2 separate regions of the Homo sapiens genome follow, and region 1 is linked to region 2. Evidence: chromatin loops called from intact Hi-C (ENCODE). Cell type or tissue: dorsolateral prefrontal cortex. All regions are shown on one strand.

Region 1 (2,500 bases), 110 kb before region 2:
GTTCATTCTCTGCCTCAGGGAAGTGACACACAGAATGGCCCCTTTGGCAGGGAGCAGTGAGCCATAGTGTGGTCCAGAGGGACGCAGGCCATCTTGGGAAGGAATCCCAGTTGACCACTCATTATCTCTGTAACTAAGTCAATTATTCAATCTCCCTGAGCCTCCATTTCTTCAGTAAAATGGAGCTAATAATCATATTTGCTTCATAGAGCCTGTTTCGAGCATTCCAGCATAAGCCATGGGAAGCTCTTAGCAGGCACCCAGCATCTAAAGCACTCAAATCAGAGTCACTAGTATTATTAATGTTAAAATATTATTTTTATGAAGGCACAGTTTAGTATGGTGTTTATGAGAGTGGATCTGGAGTGTGGGTTTGGATTTCGGGTGTATCACTTACTAGCTGTGTCACTCTGGAGAATTTATGTAGTCTTTCTGTGTTTCAGTTTCCAAGTCTGTAAAATACGGGGAAATAATACCTAACTCATGGAGCTGTGAGGAGTGAGCAGATTATGACATGTACATCCTTTGGAACACAGACCCAATAAATGTTAAGAATTATTAAGTTGTCGATTTCACAGGGCCATGGGGGAGGGAAGTCCGGGCTCTCTGGGAACTGCCTTCCACATTTCCCCACCTTAGGGTGGTCTCCAGACCACATCCCAGATGACCTTACACACCCCAGGGGTTGATACCAGGCCGAGACCCTCGACATTCCAGGGAGGGAACCGGAGGACTCCAGTCAGTTTCCAAGCTGCATAACTTGGTTCAAGGTTGGCAGTGAGGGGAGAGACCCAGGGGAGGGATCATGCTTAACATTCTTGGGACATTCTCCTTGAACTCTGCAGGGGCCTTAAAACATCCCTAAGTGCCATACCTCTACATGCTGGCCTTCTTCTGCACTCTTTTTTTCTTTCTTTAAAAGCTTAGACTGATTAAAGATGGGAAGGGATTTGGGGGGTCAAGGGAGGACTCTGGATGGGAAAGGGGAGAAGCTCAGATGATGGGAAGGGGCGGGGGTGGCCAGGCAGTGCTTTCTAGCTGAAGTAAGCAGCTTTGGAACCTGCCTATCACATGGCCGGGTATTCCAGGGTTTTTAAATTGCATGCCACATGTTTATCCTTATTAAGCAGTTGTTCTCTTCCAAGGGGCTCTCTCTGGCAGCCAAGAACCAACCACAGGGCTTGTCGTGGGGCTTATGAGTAGCTAGGGCCTCCCAGGAGGTCGTCAGAGTGGATGGAGGGGCAAAGCCAGGAAAATACCTGGGGGCTTCCACTCCCTAAACCCAGGGAAACGATGGAGTAGCTGAGCCGAGATTGGCTCACCTCCTTGTACAGGAAGAAAAACTGCGGCCAGAGGGGCAAGGCGAGGAAGTCGCCATAACACATTTGGTGTGGTTTTGGGCAGACAGAACGGGTTTCTTATGGCTGGGGCTGCTTTCTAATGTGAATATGAGTACTCTTGGCTGGGAGAGGAAGGGCTGGAGGAGAGATCAGGAAGGAGAGATCCACATCTGGCTCCGAGCTGACTCTCGGTGACCATGACCACCTCCTTCCACTGGAGGGAGCAGCCTCTCCGCAGGTGGGGCTGTCCCTCAGGAGCAGGAACTGGGCTCCCGCTGGAGAGAAGCAGCGCTCCACGTTCAAAGACCATTATTGCCATTATTAATTGATCGCTGTTATTATCATGTAGGCATTAAGTGGCTTCCTCTGCCCTTTGAGTTGTAACACTTAGGGCAGCTGCTAGCGAGGACAAAACAAAGCTTCCCTACTGCAAGAGCTTTATCTGGGTCCCTGCTGCTGTGTGGCCTTCTGCAATTAGCCATTTTACAGATGGAGAAACTTAGTCCTAATGATTTGCTGAAGGGCCGAGTTGCTTAGCCCTGCAGGGTACACAGATGAATAGGGAGCGTTGCTGAGCACTTGCAATCAAGACAGAGTTGCCACCCACTGCAAGGACGAACATCACTACTGGGTCAGCTCTGCAGCTGCAAGTCTGGGGAAAAGGGATCCACCCAGGCACTAGGGCAACTGCTCAGCCCCATCGCAGCAAGGGCCCGAGGAACGAGCACGTCAGCTGTCTCCAGGGCCTTTCTCATCATCTCCCGTGCCTGCCGTGCTGTCTCTTACCAACCCAGGAGGGAGGGTTGGTGGCTGCTGCTCCATCCTCACCCTTTAGACCACCCCACAGGTGGGACAGGGTGGGCCCAGGTGGAGTCTGAGCTGGGTGCCAATTCCAGGAATGCAGCTGGAGGTGGGGGCGGGCCATGGTGGGCCAGGACAGGTGGGAGAGAAAAGCAGGAGGCAGCTGAAGGGGGCGGTCTCAGAAGCCCCCGCTGGGAGCCTCCTATCCACCTGGCAGGCGTTTGGAACAACGTGCTGAATAACAGCAGCATTTGTGAAATCTAATTAGTGCAGGCCCAACTTCTGACTTCCTGTGCGGGGGCTCCTCCTCTAGCCCCAGGCTATCGAGCTGAATTAAGCTGCCTAAGATCACCTCATTA
Region 2 (2,500 bases):
ATCTTAAGGAAAGAAATGATCAGGGCAAATGGCTCCAAATGAAGATGAAAAAGCTTTTACAGTGACAGGGAAGAAATATTGCAGGCTGCTTGAGAAAATGCAGTTTGGGAATATAGGAGAACGTGGACCATTTTGCAAATCAAAAACAAGAGGAAAAGGGACTACAGCACGTGAAACATACTAAAGAGAAGAGCAAAAATGAGATTAGAAATAAAAGAAGGGCAGGCAAAAGGAGGAAAGAGAATGCGGGGGAGGCAAACATCAGAGAGACTGCACAAGAGCAAGAGGGAAGACAGAGAATGTTCAAACACCATCCACGATGAACACGGTTGCAGAGAGGCCAGTGTTCCACCGTCAAGAGCGCAGAAAAGCCCTTGGTGCTCCTCTGAAGAATGCAAGAGCAATCTGCAGTGTTATTGACTAGTGGAAAAATGGCTCCTCTCTGACTTAGCACAGGATGCAATTTATCTTCAGAGAGTACCCTCCATACACCCAATGTTAGTTCTTAGGCATGAGGTTGGGCAGGAGAAGGGCGGAGGAAGAGGTGTGGGAAAAGAGGCAGACAGGGAGGTGAGGGGGAATGTGGGAGGTGATGAGAAAGAAGGAAAAAGAAGAAAGGAGATGGAGAGAGTGATAGGGAGACAGGAGGGGAGAAGGAGGAACAGATAGGAGGGAGCTATGAAAGAAAGAGTAAGGTTAGAATAAAGATTTGGGAAGGAGAGGGAGGCGGAGGAAGAAAGAGGAAGGGAGGGAGCTGGAGAGCAAGATTTTGAAACTCTTAAACTAAGAAGAGCAAAGCAGCTAATATGTATGGAGCACCTGCTAGGTGTCACGCATTGAGCTAGGTGTCATTTCATTATTATTTGATCTCATGCTAACACCACCTTGGTGTTATCTCCCTCATTTTTATAGGTGAGGGATGGGTGCTCTGAGTTTCAATAACTTTGCCCAGAACCACAGCGTTGAGGCTGTAGGGAGGTTAGGATTGGAGCTCAGGGGACAAAGCCTGTTTCAGATGACACAGGTCAGCCACATCCCAGGGAAACAGGAAGGGACTGACTTTTATGGATCTCTAGCTCCCATCTAAGTGATACTGATGGAGCACAGAAGATTCCTGGGGACACTCACTGTGGCCTGTGAAAACCTGGGCCTCCAAACACCAGGGGGAGCTATCACCCTGGAAGAAACAGCCAAATGCATCTGAAAACTGGCCATATCAGTCAAAGAAGGTATTTACTAGCCTGAGTGTGAGTGTGAGTGTGTGTGTGTTGGGGGGGGGGGGAAGTGTGGGGGAGAGTAACAGCTGATTCTTTCTAGCTGATTTTCATTTTATACTGGACCTCATCTAGATGGGATCCACCCATTATTTGCAGTGGGTGCCTGTTTTGTTTCCTTTCCCCTGCTTGTTGGCTGCTGACTCATTTGCCCTGGTTACCTGGGAAGGCGGGAATGAGCCTAGGGCAGGCATAGAGCTCAGCGCATCCAAGATGATTTGGTGCGTTTTTGACAGATGAATGACCAATGGGAGGATGAACACGTGCTTGAACTGGAAGGGTTCTGGAAGAAGCATTTGATTCTTCCTCACCCAGGTCAGATCACCATCTCAAACATCACTTTAAAACAAAGAACGCCACAAAGGGAGATTTCTTTGCCTTCCTTAGACCTTCACGCTGGTCCTTACCTTCAAGGCTGTCCTCGCTGGACTTTAGCTGTTGAACCCACTGGCATCCTTTCGGAAGCCTGAGGTTGGGAGTTAGGAGAGAAGCTAATTATTCTATGGTGTCTTGGATATGCTAACAATAACAGCTCCCGTCCAAGGCTGTCATGTTATTTAATGAAATAGTGGAAGCGTGATTATAGTTTATAAACTCAAGTACTTTGACAGTGGTCACTGCTCTGAAGGTGCCACTGTTGTACAAGTGGCTATGTGAACCAGCAGTGATAGAATGTCCCAGCTGTTGGCTATGCCTTACCCTATTACCCTAGATCTATTGACTCAGATGCTTTGAAAGTTCTCGCGGGGAACTGTTCCTTGTAGACTCTGCTCAGGCAGGTTGGCGTGGCCAGGCTTGGGAATGGCTGTCACCACACACCTTGTCCTCCATCCTCACTCATCTCTGTCCTCCTGCTGGCCAGTCACCCCCACCTAGTGGTTCTCGTCTGTTTTAATGAGTTCAGAGTCATTGCCAAACTAAGTAGTCAGCTTCCATCAGTGCTATTCTTCATGTTGAGCCACAACATAAAACACTTTATTGCAATTACAAATAGCAAAATTATTTTCTGCCGAGCCTCAGCATCTGAACTTAATGGCATGCTGTAATGCCACCCTGCGCTGATGTGTGGCATATCTAATATCCATCTTTCTTAGAAATAACAGTGTTCAGAAATTAGAAGGGACTTTAGCAGTGAAATAATTAATGTGGATAACCATCATAAACGGCACAAATGGAACAAATACAGATGGTAGTGAGCCGTGATTGCTAATATGCTAACCTGTTTT

Evidence for each region. Hi-C counts contacts between places; a loop is a spot of excess contacts. Peaks named below come from ENCODE experiments on the same cell type or tissue, not always from the same donor. Only the 100,000 strongest peaks of a DNase experiment are listed, where the experiment ranks them.
Region 1: a loop joins it to region 2, with 3 times the contacts of the local background. A loop is called at or near these places in 8 of 110 quality-filtered maps.

Annotation. Positions count from the first base shown.
Region 1 is chr11:126,605,916-126,608,415 of GRCh38, forward strand. All of the region lies in intron 1 of KIRREL3 (kirre like nephrin family adhesion molecule 3), which reads right to left. All of the region lies in intron 1 of KIRREL3-AS1 (KIRREL3 antisense RNA 1), which reads left to right. Among named protein-coding and RNA genes, the nearest start is that of KIRREL3-AS4, 46 kb to the right of the region's middle. RefSeq lists enhancers at 1,283-1,968, 1,969-2,500. In dorsolateral prefrontal cortex, CTCF peaks have their summits at 1,557 (motif pointing right) and 1,759; a DNase peak (open chromatin) is centred at 1,566; H3K4me3 peaks cover 449 bases; H3K27ac peaks cover 345 bases.
Region 2 is chr11:126,715,479-126,717,978 of GRCh38, forward strand. The region is part of intron 1 of KIRREL3 (kirre like nephrin family adhesion molecule 3); the gene reads right to left. Among named protein-coding and RNA genes, the nearest start is that of KIRREL3-AS4, 64 kb to the left of the region's middle. RefSeq lists an enhancer at 1,016-1,310. In dorsolateral prefrontal cortex, a CTCF peak has its summit at 1,161 (motif pointing right); a DNase peak (open chromatin) is centred at 1,163; H3K27ac peaks cover 1,058 bases.